Regions from separate parts of the Homo sapiens genome. Here all the other regions are linked to region 1. Evidence: chromatin loops called from intact Hi-C (ENCODE). Cell type or tissue: heart left ventricle. All regions are shown on one strand.

What was found. Hi-C counts contacts between places; a loop is a spot of excess contacts. Peaks named below come from ENCODE experiments on the same cell type or tissue, not always from the same donor. Only the 100,000 strongest peaks of a DNase experiment are listed, where the experiment ranks them.
Region 2: it touches region 1 in a loop (2.3-fold over the local background); 8 of 110 quality-filtered maps call a loop at or near these places.
Region 3: it touches region 1 in a loop (4-fold over the local background); 4 of 110 quality-filtered maps call a loop at or near these places.

What each region holds. Positions count from the first base shown.
Region 1 is chr5:111,548,272-111,553,271 of GRCh38, forward strand. All of the region lies in intron 1 of STARD4-AS1 (STARD4 antisense RNA 1), which reads left to right. Among named protein-coding and RNA genes, the nearest start is that of STARD4, 38 kb to the left of the region's middle. RefSeq lists an enhancer at 2,162-2,241. In heart left ventricle, a CTCF peak has its summit at 2,440 (motif pointing right); a DNase peak (open chromatin) is centred at 2,500; H3K4me3 peaks cover 238 bases; H3K27ac peaks cover 2,756 bases.
Region 2 is chr5:111,992,601-111,997,600 of GRCh38, forward strand. All of the region lies in intron 3 of NREP-AS1 (NREP antisense RNA 1), which reads left to right. Among named protein-coding and RNA genes, the nearest start is that of NREP-AS1, 83 kb to the left of the region's middle. RefSeq lists an enhancer at 4,902-5,000. In heart left ventricle, no CTCF peak of the experiment used is centred here; no DNase peak of the experiment used is centred here.
Region 3 is chr5:111,981,489-111,986,488 of GRCh38, forward strand. All of the region lies in intron 3 of NREP-AS1 (NREP antisense RNA 1), which reads left to right. Among named protein-coding and RNA genes, the nearest start is that of NREP-AS1, 71 kb to the left of the region's middle. In heart left ventricle, no CTCF peak of the experiment used is centred here; a DNase peak (open chromatin) is centred at 2,873; H3K27ac peaks cover 387 bases.

The sequences.
Region 1 (5,000 bases):
ATCTAAGCTAACCAAAAAGCCTCCCATGCACCACACCTGACAAAATTAATTTTCTGTGGGTTAATCTTAAAATCCTTAGGACTCACTTGAATGGCTCACCTAGGAAATACAGTACCCACCTGCAGTGTCAGAAAGGAAACAAAGCACAAAGGCACAGATCACCATGGAACAGATCACTGTTCAATGCCAGCAGGCAAACAAGGCTGTCATGATCGGAGGACAAGGGCAAGTCACTGGTGATGTGCTTCCCTACCAGAAGGAGGACACTCTTCATGCGGCATGTTGCTGCCCGTACCTTGGTCACTTGACCTGGGAGCAGGGATATGCTAATAAAAAAGGAGGGGCTCATTCCATTTCTTTTCCATGCACGCTTGTTTTGAAAACATTCTGAGCCTTGCAGATTACATGATAATTATACTTAAGGGCTGCCAAGGAACTTCAGGAATAATTATCATATGATTTGCAGGTTTTCAAGCTCATGATAACACTAATGCTGAGAGGCCTTCTTTAGTCATTCACAGCAATTATCCTTCTCCAGAGTGCACTCGCTTGCAATCTTAGATTGTTTCTTGAGCCTGATAAGAAGCCAAAGAGGCTAAATGAGACGTGTTTAAAGGAGGCCCAGTGATTTGGGGGGATGTGAAGCTCCATTGGTCACAACTGGAAGGCCATCCAAATCAGAGCCTGTCACTGGAGCCACATGAAGATTGCAATTTAATAAAATCTAACACCTGCTTAGAGACCATTCTTGTAGTGGACACAAAGTGCCAGCCTCTAATACTCCTTCCTTACTCTTCATGGAAACCTTGAAGAGTGATTAAAAATAGTACTGTTTATGTCTCTGACCACAGAGCCAGTCATTTTCAGCACTTAACTGAAATTGCTCATGATAGTGTTTCTAACAATGGCCACATAAGTGGCAAATCCCTTAAGAATTTTGCCCTCTCAGCAGGTGGCAATCTGCCACCTTTATCTGATCATTTCTCTCCTCCTTTGGCATTGTAGACACCATTTTTTCCTGGTTATGACCCTACTTCTCTTTATCTTCTTTGTCGATTGCTTTTCCACTCCAGGGAGTTCTGTGTTTGACACACAGGAGGTGTGGGTAGTTGTTTACTCTGTAAATAAGTTGTTAGCCGTGCAGCACTGCCAAGGAATTGCACCAAATGTGTATGCATTAGCAGTTAAGAAGAGCGTGTGCAATGTGAGTGAATGGAGTCTGGTCATTTGTCATCCAATGCCTATTTAGCACCTGTTATGTGACAGATAACAGGCCGGCACTCGGATCATAACCCGGAGCAACATAGTCAGAAACAAACACAATTTCTCTCCTTGGTAAGCCTGGTCTGTTGGGAGGTTTTGATAAGTAAAAAGAAGACTGAGAGGCCGGGAGCGGTGGCTCACGCCTGTAATCCCAGTACTTTGGGAGGCCGAGGTGGGTGGATCACCTGAGGTCAGGAGTTCAAGACCAGCCTGGCCAACATGATAAAACCCCGTCTCTACTAAAAATACAAAACCTAGCCAGGCATGGTGGCAGGCGCCTATAATCCCAGCTACTCGGGGGCTGAGGCAGAAGAATCGCTTGAACCCGGGAGGCAGAGGTTGCAGTAAGCCGAGATAGCACCATCGCACTCCAGCCTAGGGGACAAGAGCAAGACTTCATCTCAAAAAAAACAAAAAAGAAGACTGAAAAAACATCAAAGAGATCTATCAACTTCTTGCTTGGAGGATGAGAGCAACCGTACCCAGACTTTCAGGTTGAGACTTAAAGGGTGATTAAGATTTGGAGAAAATTAAGAAGCATAAGCCAGGTATGGTGGCTCACACTTGTAATCTCAGCGCCTTGGGAGGCTGAGGCAGGAGGATTCCTTGAGGCCCAGAGTTTGAGACCAGCCTGTGCTACATAGTAAGACTTTGTCTCTACAAAAAAATTAGCTGGATATGGTGGTGTGTGCCTGCAGTTCTGGCTACTCAGGAGGCTAGGGCAGGAGGACTGCTTGAGCCCAGGAGTTGAAGGTTACAGTGACCTATGATCGTGCTACTACTGCATGGTAGCCTGGGTCTTGCACATTTAGGAAGATTTGGAAGAATGCCCAAGTAGGGTGCAAGCAGTATGCTCAGGACACTCATTTTGCCTGACAGAGAACTTTAGGTTACCTGTGCTTAGAAGCACACAGCTACAGAAGGACAAGGGCAAGTCACTGGTGATGTGCCTTCTTACCAGAAGGAGGGCACTCTTCATGCGGCATGTTGCTGCCCATACCTTGGTCACAAGAAAACAGAGAAGTAGACCAGTTCAACCACAGTGAGAAGAGAGGAGAGAGCATATCTATTTGAAGCCTGATGACTGAGGCTTTATAGGACAAGTGAATCTTCACAATTGTGCCTTGTGAAGGCAACCGGGTATAAGGTCCCTTTCCTTGCAAGATAATTAATAAGATCCCCACAAGAGGGCGCCCTGGTAGAAGAAAGTCCTGGCTCATCCATTCACATCCTGTGCGCCTGACTCACTAAGCTCCCTCGGGGTAAACCAGGACCTTCAGAGAGAGGCCCCAACACGAAAACATCCCTGATGATGAAAGTAATGGACACTGGCCCACTGAAGTTCCTGGGGAGCTGAATCACAGGTGTTCTTGTGATTTCACAAACAAAAGACTCCTCTTATAGCAGCAGTGCTCTATTTTCTCCTAAGTCATATTCTGTGGGAGCCTCCCACTATTTGTAACAGTACTCATTAAGTTCGTACTTAACAAGTAAGCAATGAGCTGCTGTCTTTGGCCTCTAGAAAGATTCAAGGTGAACCTTTTGTCTTCTTTCATTTCACACCATACACATCAACATCAGATCTGCTGCAAGACCAAGAGATTGTATATTATTTTAGGTGAAATAATACAGTCATTTAGGCATCCCTTAGAAATATGCCTAGAAACTAAAGTCCCTTAGAAATTAAAGTCACTTAGTTTCTTAGTGATACTATCTTGGAATTCCCACCCATTTCCTCAGGAAGTGCTATTAGCAGTACAGGATGCAGAATTTAGTCTAATGAGCAGACAACATTGTGGGTGTTTTAAGAGCAGGCTGTGTCTTGAAAAAACAAATGGACCTGTATTTTTCTTTGACTAAAGGCCCCTTATTGGAAAGGTGCTCCCCGCTCCCTGCAGGTGTTGTCATGGTAACATGTGATAAATAATGGATATTAACTGATAAGGCCCTTACTTCCCTAGGCTCTTTCCAACTCTCTAAGAATGTTCTCACAATTTCATATTGTAATTCTGTATTGTTTTTCTTAGAGTCCCAAATTATATATGTTTCATGCTGCTCCCACAAAACCTTAGTTCCCCAGGTGTTAATTTTATGACAGCATATCTAACTGCATCCTCTGAGCAGCAGAGCACCTGTCAGTCTCTGCTAGATTGAACATGTCTAGGACAATAGCAATTGTTTCCAATTGTACGCATTTCCACCACCTTTTCTCCCCTGGTTTTTCTTTAAGCGACTGTTGTATCAAAGCGAAGGAAGGAAGTGACTAAGAGAAGGAAATTATGCCTAAGTCATTTTAAAAGGGCATTTTTCAAACGACAAAACTTTTTCCCAAGCAGGGGTTTCAGGCTAGGCTAAGGACAGTGTGGATCGAAACACAGATCCTTAAGGAGTTGAATTTCTTCTTTGCCGTGCTCCTACTCCTCTGCATACAAATTGTTCTTTGAGCTTTCACTAGTTTTCCCATTGTCTTCTCTGCATTCCCAAGCTCACTTAATTCATGGTCTGTCTGCCTCTCTGTCTCCTTTTTTCCTTAGCCTCCAGAGATGTGCATGCCTACTTTCTGTTTTCACAGCTTCATTTCCATCTCTGGCACGTGAGAGCCTCTGTGCTGGATGCAGACATATTACCTTTGTTTTCCTGGAGTCATCCAACTGCTGCCTGTTTCCAGCAGCTCCCTTCACATTATTTGACTCTGTATCATTGCCCTCAGCCACAAGGGTTAGCAAGGCTAATGGGTACAGTGAACTTAGCCTGTCTTTTTGTATTAATACATCCCGCCAGGAAAAATCATTTACAATGGCATTTAGGCTTTGCAATGGGAAAACAGGAAAGAATCTCGTTCTTTGTGGTCTCAAGCCCATACTGGCAGAGGCTGAGTTGCTATGAAATTTCCAGCTTCAGGCAGAGAAGGGAAAAAGTAGAGGGCACACCTAAAATACAGGAATGCACACGGGTGCACGCACCCTTAAGCATGCATTACGTTTGCCCAGTAATGTATGTGCACTTGAGTGCAAGCCCCAATTCAACCTCTTTCTATGTGTTGGATATATGTATGAGAAGAAGCCTTTTTTTTTTTTCATTTGACATTCAGTTAAGCTAAAAGCAAAAACAACCATCTGTACTGCCTTTGATAGAGTAGATTGTTAAAAGCTGTTCCCTGTCAGACCTTTTCTTTCAGCCTTGGTGAGGAGACACATACACATATGACACTTCTGTCATTCACATATGAAACACTTGTATTTCAACAAAGTCACAGGTCCTCTATAAAACCATCAGGTTAAATTCTAAATTCTTCCCAATGGCTGGCTCCTATGACCTTTGATTGCCATAGCAAAATGGAAAGCATTCACTTCACTTTTTGGTCTTGTGTTTTGTATGTATGTGTTTTTGTTGGTTTGTTTGTTTTTGCCACTGAGGGCACCAAACATTCTTTCTGATTGTGCTCCACATTTTTCATTAACAGTTGCATTTAAGCAGTTCATTCTAATTCTTTCCGTTGTTCCTGTTCTGTGTGAACTATCTGCTGGCAGTTACCATGCCAACCCCAAATCCTGGGGTCCTGCTGCTAGATCACAAGCTGCCATTAGCATATTTTTAATACCACCTGATTGCCCTCCAAAGACCTTCTACTAGCTGATCTCCATTAGCTTACAGTGTCAAGAGATTTGATTGCATATTTACAGTGTGGATCAGGGAGAGAATTTGCTGAGCTGCACAGTTAGTCTCCCAGGTTTAGC
Region 2 (5,000 bases), 440 kb after region 1:
AAAAAAAAAAAAAAAAAAGAAACTTTCAAACTATTTCCAGGATGCCTGTACCATTTTTCATTCCTACCAGCAATGTGTGGGTGATCAAATTTTGCAGCATTCTCACCAGCATTTGGTGTTGTCACAATTTTTAATTTTAGCCTAATGGGTGTATAGTGTTGTGTGTTTAGTTTTATTTTAAAAGGATAAATACACTGCTCTGGGAGGCAAGGGAGAGAGTGACTAAGTCCAGGGAGCAATGGATGTGGGAGTGTTGGGGGCAGTAGAGATCTGGTTAGGAAAGCTTCCAAAAAAAGGTAACATTTGGGTTGGGTGTTTTTGGTTTTTTAGACAGGGTCCCACTCTGTCACCCAGGCTGGAGTGCAGTGGCACAATCATGGCTCACTGTAGCCTTGATCTTTTGGGTGCAAGCAATCCTCCCAACGCAACCCTCCCCAACCCCGTAGCTGGGACTATAGGTGTAAGCCACCATGCTCAGCTGAGCTGGGCTTTTAAAAACTAAGTAGATGTTCAGAAACTGGAGAGAAAGGAAGAATACATCCAGCATAACGAATAAAATATTCAAAACCAAGGAGACATGTGAGAGCATAAAGCACGGAGAGAAGGTTTACATAGGTGGAGCCCAGCATGCCATGCTTGCACGAGGAGAGTGGGAAGAAAAAGGGAAAAGAGAAAGGAATCAATGCAGGTGGAAAATGACTTGTGTGTCATACCAGGGATTCCAGCTGTGTGCTGCAAGTACAAGGAAACCCTCTGGTATGATAAGGACAATGACAGGGCTGTTTCCATGCACTATTAACTATACCTCACAATGTCACCCGTATCTGTCCCCTCCCTTTCTTTTCTCACTATCATTCTAACTCAGAGGCTCACCATACCTTGCCTGGAGAACCCTGCTTCAATTAACCCCACCTACTGATACCAAAGTCATTCTCCTTAGTCTCAGAGCCCATAGTATGTTATTTCTCCTTCAGAAATCTTTGTTGGCTCTTTTCTCTGAGCAGAACAAAGTCTGAACTCCTGAGAGTGCATTTAACAGAGGTGATGTGGTGCTACTGTTTCCCTCTGAGAAGATAAGCTCCAGGTTTATGGGGCCGATTTCTATTCTCCATATGGGTAGTGCTTTTTACAGCTCCTAAGCTAGAAACCCATGTTTCCTCTACCTCCTTAGCCTACAGAAGTGCTCCTGATTCTGAAAGACTCAGGCTCAATGTCACTTGTTCTGTGAGGGTTATACTAATCCCCTTCCTTCCTCCACTCCCAAATTTATGCTAATCACTCTTACTTTGGGTTTCACCACTATTTTACTCATATCACCATTAAAGTGTTTATTTCATCCTACTTTGCATTACGGTTAGCCTACAAATTTTCTCCTCAAATAGACTGTAAACTATTTGATGCCAAGCTTTGTGATATGGATGTAAAGTAGAAACTTGAGTTGTGCATTTATTTAATATCAATGCACCTATGTGCCCAGGATTTGGTTATATCTTAGGGAAGGTATATAAACTCCAAAAGAGTGTAGAAACTAGGAAGGGGATACAATATGTTTAAAAAATAGTAACGTAAAGCAGAATATAATTTGTTTCTTAAAAAGCCAAAATTGACAAATGGGATCTAATTAAACTAAAGAGCTTCTGCACAGCAAAAGAAACTATCATCAGAGTGAACAGGCAAACTACAGAATGGGAGAAAAGTTTTGCAATCTATCCATCTGACAAAGGGATAATCTCCGGAATCTACAAAGAACTTAAAAAAATTTACAAGAAAAAAACAACATCATCAGAAAGTGGGTGAAGGATATGAACAGACACTTCTCAAAAGAAGACATTTATGTGGCCAAAAAACATATGAATAAAAGCTCATCATCACTCATCATTAGAGAAATGGAAATCAAAACCACAATGAGATACCATCTCACACCAGTTAGAAAGGCGATCATTAAAAAGTCAGGAAACAACAGATGCTGGAGAGGATATGGAGAAACAGGAATGCTTTTACACTGTTGGTGGGAGTGTAAATTAGTTCAACCATTGTGGAAGAGACAGTATGGTGATCTAGATCAAGGATCTAGAACCAGAAATACCATTTGACCCAGCAATCCCATTACTGGCTATATACCCAAAGGATTATAAATCCATCTACTATAAGACACATGCACACATATGTTTATTGCGGCACTGTTCACAATAGCAAAGACTTGGAACAAACCCAAATGCCCATCAATGATAGACTGGATAAAGAAAATGTGGCTCATATACACTGTGAAATACTATGCAGCCATAGAAAAGGATGAGTTCATGTCCTTTGCAGGGACATGGATGAAGCTGGAAACCATCATTTTCACCAAACTAACACAAGAACAGAAAACCAAACAACATATGTTCTCACTCATAAGTGGGAGCTGAACAATGAGAACACATGGACACAGGGAGGGGAACATCACACACCACGGCCTCTCGGGGTGTGGGGGGCTAGGGGAGGGATAGCATTAGGAGAACTACCTAATGTAGATGACGGGTTAATGACTGAAGCAAACCACCATGGCACATGTATACCTATGTAACAAACCTGCACCTTCTGCACATGTAGCTCAGAACTTAGAGTATAATAATAATTTTTAAAAAATTAGCCATATGTGGCAGTTCACATTTGTAATCCCAGCTACTCAGGAGAAGACTGAGGCACAATCATCACTTGAACCTGGGAAGTGGAGGTTGCAGTGAGCCGAGATGGCACCACTGCACTCCAGCCAGGACCACAGAGCAAGACTGTCTCAAATTTAAAAAAAAAAATTATTGATATATGATAAGAAATAAAACCAATTTTTCACCGTACAGAGTAAAAAAGAATAATGCAAACAAAAAGCCACATTTTCTCTATATGCCTCTAAAATGTGACTCTGTGTCTAACTTTATTTCATTTGAGGTTCTCCAGAAACATTTTCCCACAATTAAAAAAAAATGAAAACAAAAAGCAAAAAGCCAGGTTTGCAAAAACTGTGGCAAAGTCTACTTTAAACTTTTATTTTGCACTTATTTTTATTTAAAATAAACTGTAGTGTAAACTTGCTATTTTATCAAAATAATTAAACATAATGGAATATTAAAAACTATTTCTACACAGTAAGGACTCTAACAATAAAAGAAACCAAAAAGAACGTGGTAGTATAGTTTTTAAAATGCATAATATTTATGCAAACCTCAAATCCACTTCTGATAAATGTATGCAGATGTAAAAGGTGAGTAGCACATCAACAGTACTGCCAGTTCCGGACACTTTTCAAACACAAGGTCTCAAATGACAACACTCCCAAGAATGAGGTCATGGTGACCGTTCATTACTTCTAAGATGTGACCAAACTATCTGTAGTAGCTTTTAACAATAAAAATATAATCAGAATTCTTAGAACAAATATATAGGATGCAATAAAAAATTTATCCCTCAGTGATGTGTCAATGAATGTGTTGATCTCACTTGAATTTTATGCGAAAGACTTGACATCTCCTGCCTTTTTTTGGTAATTTACATAAGTTATCCTCTAAATCAAGATAAAGTAAATGTCACCTTTCTCTAATAGAATCAGTATTCTATTTCTACAGTGTAGTTATGGTACTCAATGTGTCTTCAATTTAACGAAAAGGAAAGAGGAATATATGTCATACTGACTTCCTAAAGTGTTTAAAATAAATATCACAAACATGTAAAGGCTAAAGTAGGATTACTGGGACCTCTTCTCCCCTGGACACACAATTATTAGGATTTGATGACTAGGACTGTATTTGGGGTTCTTATATAAACTAGGTTTTTATTGTTTCATTTTATTTCATCGGGTCAAGCAAATATTCTTTAACTGTAAAAGAAATTTAGAAATATACAGGTCATGACTTTTATTATCTTCTAAAATTATAGCTAGTATCTCAACTATATCTTTGGATAGGCCTTTAATCAATTTTTAATCACATTCTCTACAAGTACCAGGCACCGCAATCAAAATTTCCTTCTAACTTATTGGACCTGAAAGGAGCATAATCTTTTGGAAATTCCAACACACTCAGTTGAACACACAGATTTCCTCGAAGCCAAATTTTATTTTAGCACTCTTCTTTTCTGATTAGAAAATGAAAATGAAACATATTTAACCATTGTGTGTATCAAAGAAATTGAATGACTGTACCTCCAAAGGGAAGCTCTGCTGGCTGGACAATACCCACATAAACTAATGCTAGTGAGGTTCAGTGTAGCCAAAAGGGGAATTGCTTCTTATAAAAGTGATTTTTTTAATGTTTAATTTTTTTTTCAGTTTTTCCTTTTCCTTTAAGATTGAAGACAGTCTGAAAGAGTGTTATGAGGCTGAAAGAGTGTTATGAGGCTAAACAAAGGAACAAAGGAACACACTGGAGAGAAGAATCAGGGTGAAAAAAGAGCCATGGCAGGGAAATGCCATGAAAGTTTCTGATGAATCTATTTTATTGTATTAAAGTGTAATCAGAAAATAAATTCAAACAGGAAAGAAAGGAGAGAGCCTTCAAAAGTCTGCCATTGTTTCAAAAGCAGACCAAAAGAAAAGTAACACTAAATTAATGCTTCTCATCTGATTAGTGTTTGGAAATTACATTCCACTTTCACCTACATACTTTTTCTTTCCTAATACTTCAAAAAGGTAAAAAAGTTAGTTTCACACCACCTACCACTGCAGCGTTCAACTATAGGCATGGCATACCTTCTCTTCACGTCTCTCTGCAGAGAATCTGCCTTCTCTGTCTTTAAACATGCAAAGAGTAGTGGATTCAATCATCCATGGTGTGAAGAAAGTCTGCTAAGACTGCATGGATCCGACAAGATGGTGGATAGTTGACTTCCTGAGCATAACTAACCCTGCTGGTCAGAGCTTACGTCATGTACTGTATTGTAGACGCTGCACCTTTACTTCATATAACTTCTGATTATGCAATCGGTGTAAGATATTCCCTTAATGACACATTTGACAGGATTAAAGG
Region 3 (5,000 bases), 430 kb after region 1:
TCCTGCATTGCCCCACAAGAGAAAGTTAATCTCTTACTTTCAAAATGTAAAAGATGTAGGGCCAGGCACGGTGGATCACGCCTGCAGTCCCAGCACTTTGGGAGGCCAAGGCAGCCAAATTGCTTGAGATCAAGAGTTTGAGGGCAGCCTGGTCAATATGGCCAAACCCTGTCTCTACAAAAAATAAAAAAATTAGCTAGGTGTGGTGGCACGTGCCTGTAGTCCCAGCTACTTGGGAGGCTGAGGCACAAGAATTACTTGAGCCTGGGAGGCAGAGGTTTCAGTGAGCCAAGACCTTGCCACTGCACTCCACCCTGGGCAACAGAGCAAGACTCTGTCTCAAAAAAGGAAAATATTTAAAAATAAAAGATGTAGTTAACCCTGCAAAAGCTGATACCATGCCACTTCTTTTTTTTTTTTTTTTTTTTTTTTTTGAGACGGAGTCTCGCTCTGTCACCCAGGCCGGACTGCAGACTGCAGTGGCGCAATCTCGGCTCACTGCAAGCTCCGCTTCCCGGGTTCACGCCATTCTCCTGCCTCAGCCTCCCGAGTAGCTGGGACTACAGGCGCCCGCCACCGCGCCCGGCTAATTTTTTTGTATTTTTAGTAGAGATGGGGTTTCACCTTGTTAGCCAGGATGGTCTCGATCTCCTGACCTCATGATCCACCCGCCTCGGCCTCCCCAAGTGCTGGGATTACAGGCGTGAGCCACCGCGCCCGGCCACCATGCCACTTCTTAATGATGATCTAGGACATGATTCACCAAACTATAACCCACCGGTAAAATCTGGTTGTGTAAATAACACTTTATTGGAAAACAGCCACATTCAATTGTTTACATATTGTCTGTGGCTGCTTTTGCACTACAATGGCAGCACTGAGTAGATCTAACAGAAACTATATGGCCCACAAAGCCCCAAATACTTACCATCTGGCCCGTACAGAAAGAGTTTGTTTACCCTTGATGTAGGAGGTTGGATGGGGCAATCTATCTTCAATGTACTTTTAGCAAAACACATAAGATTTGACAAACAGTGGCCTTAATGTAAGACTACTGCTTATCTCACCTAAAGTCTAGAGGTAGGCAGGCCCAGTTGGTTCACAGATTGAACAATGACCTCAGAGACCCTGGATTTTTACCCTCTCCCATTCTGCCATCTTTATCAGATTGATTTACCACTTCAGAGTTTCCAGATAGCTACAATAGCCACAAGCATCCTCTTAGGACAGCAACCAAGACAGAAGAAATGGAAAGGGCAAAACAGATATTTTCTTATGAAATTCTTTATCATGAAAAAAAAGTTTTCCCAGAAAGCCTTGGTAGAAATTCTCAAATTGTTTTGCATGCATAGCCTTGGACCAATCACAAAGTGTACTGAGGTTTGCCATGGTGGGTTTGGAGCCAGGGTTGTCATGCCTGGTTGCATATTAGAATTATCAGCAAAGTAACTAACAAATTAGAAAACATTAACATCTGTGCCCTATCTCACTCCAATCATGGCAGACTCTTTCAGGTGGTTCCTAGTAGTGGTATTTTTCTTTTCTTTAACTCTTAAGAAGATTCTAATAGGTAACCAGGAATGAGAACCACCAGTTGAACTAATCATCATTCATTTCCTGGGGCTGAACATGTTTCTACATGAAAAAAAGCAGGGTTTATTGTATGGGAAGAAAAAGGAACAACTGGGTGGCTTCTGGGTAGGCGATCAATGAAGTTTGTCACAGTCATCTACATAGATACTGAAGCAATTCATATAAATGGTGGACTTGGGGGAAAGAGACTGGGAGCCAGAATCCACCCAGAATCTTCCATGAATGAGGGGGAGCACCTAGAAAGTTTATGGGTAACCCCTTCAAGCAGGGTAAAGGTCCATGAACTTCATTGGAAAAAAAGCCTACATGTAAAGATCACAGGAGACGGAGGTGTTGAGGGAGGGTAGGAATGTAGGAAAGAAAGGAGTGCTAAGGATACAATTAGTTCAATATTGGGCATATTGAAAGTAAAGTGTCTGTTATTTCAAGGTTGAGGTATCTAAAAGACTTACCAGTCTAGAGTTCAGAAAAGAAGTAAACTGCATTCTTTCTAGGACATTTTTTAGAACAGGTGGCTACTAAGAATTTCCCCAGGAAATTGGCTTAAACTGGAAATGTCCCAAGAAACTACTATCTATGGGGATGATGAAATCATGAATCGGAGGTTGTTCTGTGAGATGCTTAAAATACAAAGAAAAGTAAATATCTGCACCTTGAGATACAACAAACATAAATCAAACCTAATGCCAACTGTTAAGACTGTCAATTTATCCTGAACCCCTTCTAAAGATAACAGACATTTTGATATTTTACTTGACACATTTCAAGCTTTGATGGTAAAAGGAAATCACACTATTTTCAACTAATAAGAATAATAAAATTAGCAGGACAAATCCAAGACTTCCAATTCCAAATCCCTTGGATTGAATCCTCACTTAATCCAAGCTCTGATTTGCACATGACTGGTAACTGCAAAATCTGAGTGACCTTTTCATCTCCAATGAAACGCCCTGGGAAAATTGTTTTCCTTGCGCTCATTTCAAAACAGTAACTGCTCTACTTCATTTAAGATTCCTTGTCAAGGGAATTCAATTAGCATCAGCCTGAGGTTACCTCAGGACTTCTTAAAGTTTTTTATCCTGTGAAGTCCCTTGGGTTTTCCATGACTCACATCTACTGTCCACACAAAATAAGTTCACATTTCATCTTACAAATTCTGAGGTATTTCTGGTCTCCCCCTCACTATCACATCAAATCTGAAAGGAGGAAGTGCCCAAGGGGAGGGAGTAGGTGGTGAATGCCAGGTCACCCATAGTTCACTGCCTTTTCCCCAAGCAGCTATCCAGAGCACAGGGGCTGCGTCTCTGTGGCTTCCTGAGAATAGCCCATGATCTCCCTATGGGTCAACTCCCAGTTTAGAAAACACTGGGAAAATACTGAACGTCTGCTTTGTATAAAGACAGACTCTGAGTTAAATAGAACCCAGGAATGCTGAAACAATAACATTTGACAAATTTGCTCTACTAATAGCATAAAAATCTCAGCTTATCAATGGGAAAATATTTATTGCTTGCTATTATTAAAATTAAACAGGCCATCTTCATTGAACTATCATAAGATGAAAATTCCATTTATTCAGCCTCTAGTTCAACAAGTACTTGAGTGCCTACTATGTGCAAGACACAAGGTGACTAAAACACAATTCCTACTTTTCAGTAAACAAAAAAACTAAAAAAAAAAAACCCTTGCCAAAAACATAATATGATGCTATAATATGTCACAAAGGTGTCAGGGTGTGCCTGATTATATCTATAGGATTGCTATGATAGGCCTGCCAGAAATCCAACCACATGAGGCTCTTTCTAGGACGGCATCACGAGGACAGCATCAGGCAGGTAAGTCTGGCACTTCTGTACCTTCCTGGTCAGAGGGTAAGTGCAATTCTGACAGCCTATGGCTGTCAATTGGATGTTTGCTCTGTTCTTTGAGTAAAAACAGAAACAGCTGTTTTTACTAACATAAGTGATATTGGGCCAGATAGGAACACATCTTGGTACACTTTTCCCAAAAAGAAAGATTAATATCACCAAATTGTAAACAAATTTAGTCATTCAACAAATATTTATCAAGAGCCTACAATGTAGCGCAGTCACAAAGTTGAGGCCTAAGGAAAACAGGTAACACATGAATAATCTGCAGGCAACAGGAAGTAATCAATCTGATATATTTACAATTAATGAGATCTCATTGGAACAGAGTGTCCAATTGGTGACAAATTTTTAAAAGATGTGTGGAAACTAGAGCAGATTCAAAGTAAAATAGTAAGAATGATTAACAAAGAAAATTAGGTTACATAGGAAAAGGTTATATTAGAGTTCCTTAACTTAGAGAAGACTAAGGGCTGACTTGATTATCATCTTCATGACTGAGAGAGGCTTGATGCTGTTTTCCTTAAAGGCTCAGATGTGAGACAATGGGATAAAATTAAAGCATGTGTTTAGCCATTGATCCAATCAATAAACACACATAATAGGGGTATCTGCCTTGTTACGTAAAACAACAGAAGATTGTAGAAGCACGAAGAGAGTACAACATAGTCCCTGCTAATGAAAGGCATTTCATTTGGACATAGAACATAATTCCATAAAAAATCAGTTGATAAAACTCAAGAATTGGCTGAAGGAGAGTATGTAATATGAATAAATGCCTAGACATTGTCAAGAAGAAAATCGATTGCTACTCCAGATCATCACAATCAGGGCATAGAGCGAGATAATAACTCAAGTTTCCTTATACATTTGTGATACTAGAATCTGCACCCTAGTTTTACAGTCAACAGTTCCCTACAAAGTGACATTAAAAGTGATATATAACTATGATGTAAATAACTGGATTTATATTTGACCACTGACTAATATTATGATTTCATGTCATATATTCTTATGTCCATTTCTTTTTTTTATTTTATTTTTTATTTTTTTATTTTATTATTATTATACTTTAAGTTTTAGGGTACATGTGCACAATGTGCAGGTTAGTTACATATGTATACATGTGCCATGCTGGTGTGCTGCACCCATTAACTCGTCATTTAGCATTAAGTATATCTCCTAAAGCTATCCCTCCCCACTCCCCCCACCCCACAACAGTCCCCAGAGTGTCATGTTTCCCTTCCTGTGTCCATGTGTTCTCATTGTTCAGTTCCCACCTATGAGTGAGAATGTGCGATGTTTGGTTTTTTGTTCTTGCGATAGTTTACTGAGAATGATGATTTCCAATTTCATCCATGTCCCTACAAAGGACATGAACTCATCATTTTTTATGGCTGCATAGTATTCCATGGTGTATATGTGCCACATTTTCTTAATCCAGTCTATCATTGTTGGACATTTGGGTTGGTTCCAAGTCTTTGCTATTGTGAATAGTGCCGCAATAAACACACGTGCGCATGTGTCTTTATAGCAGCA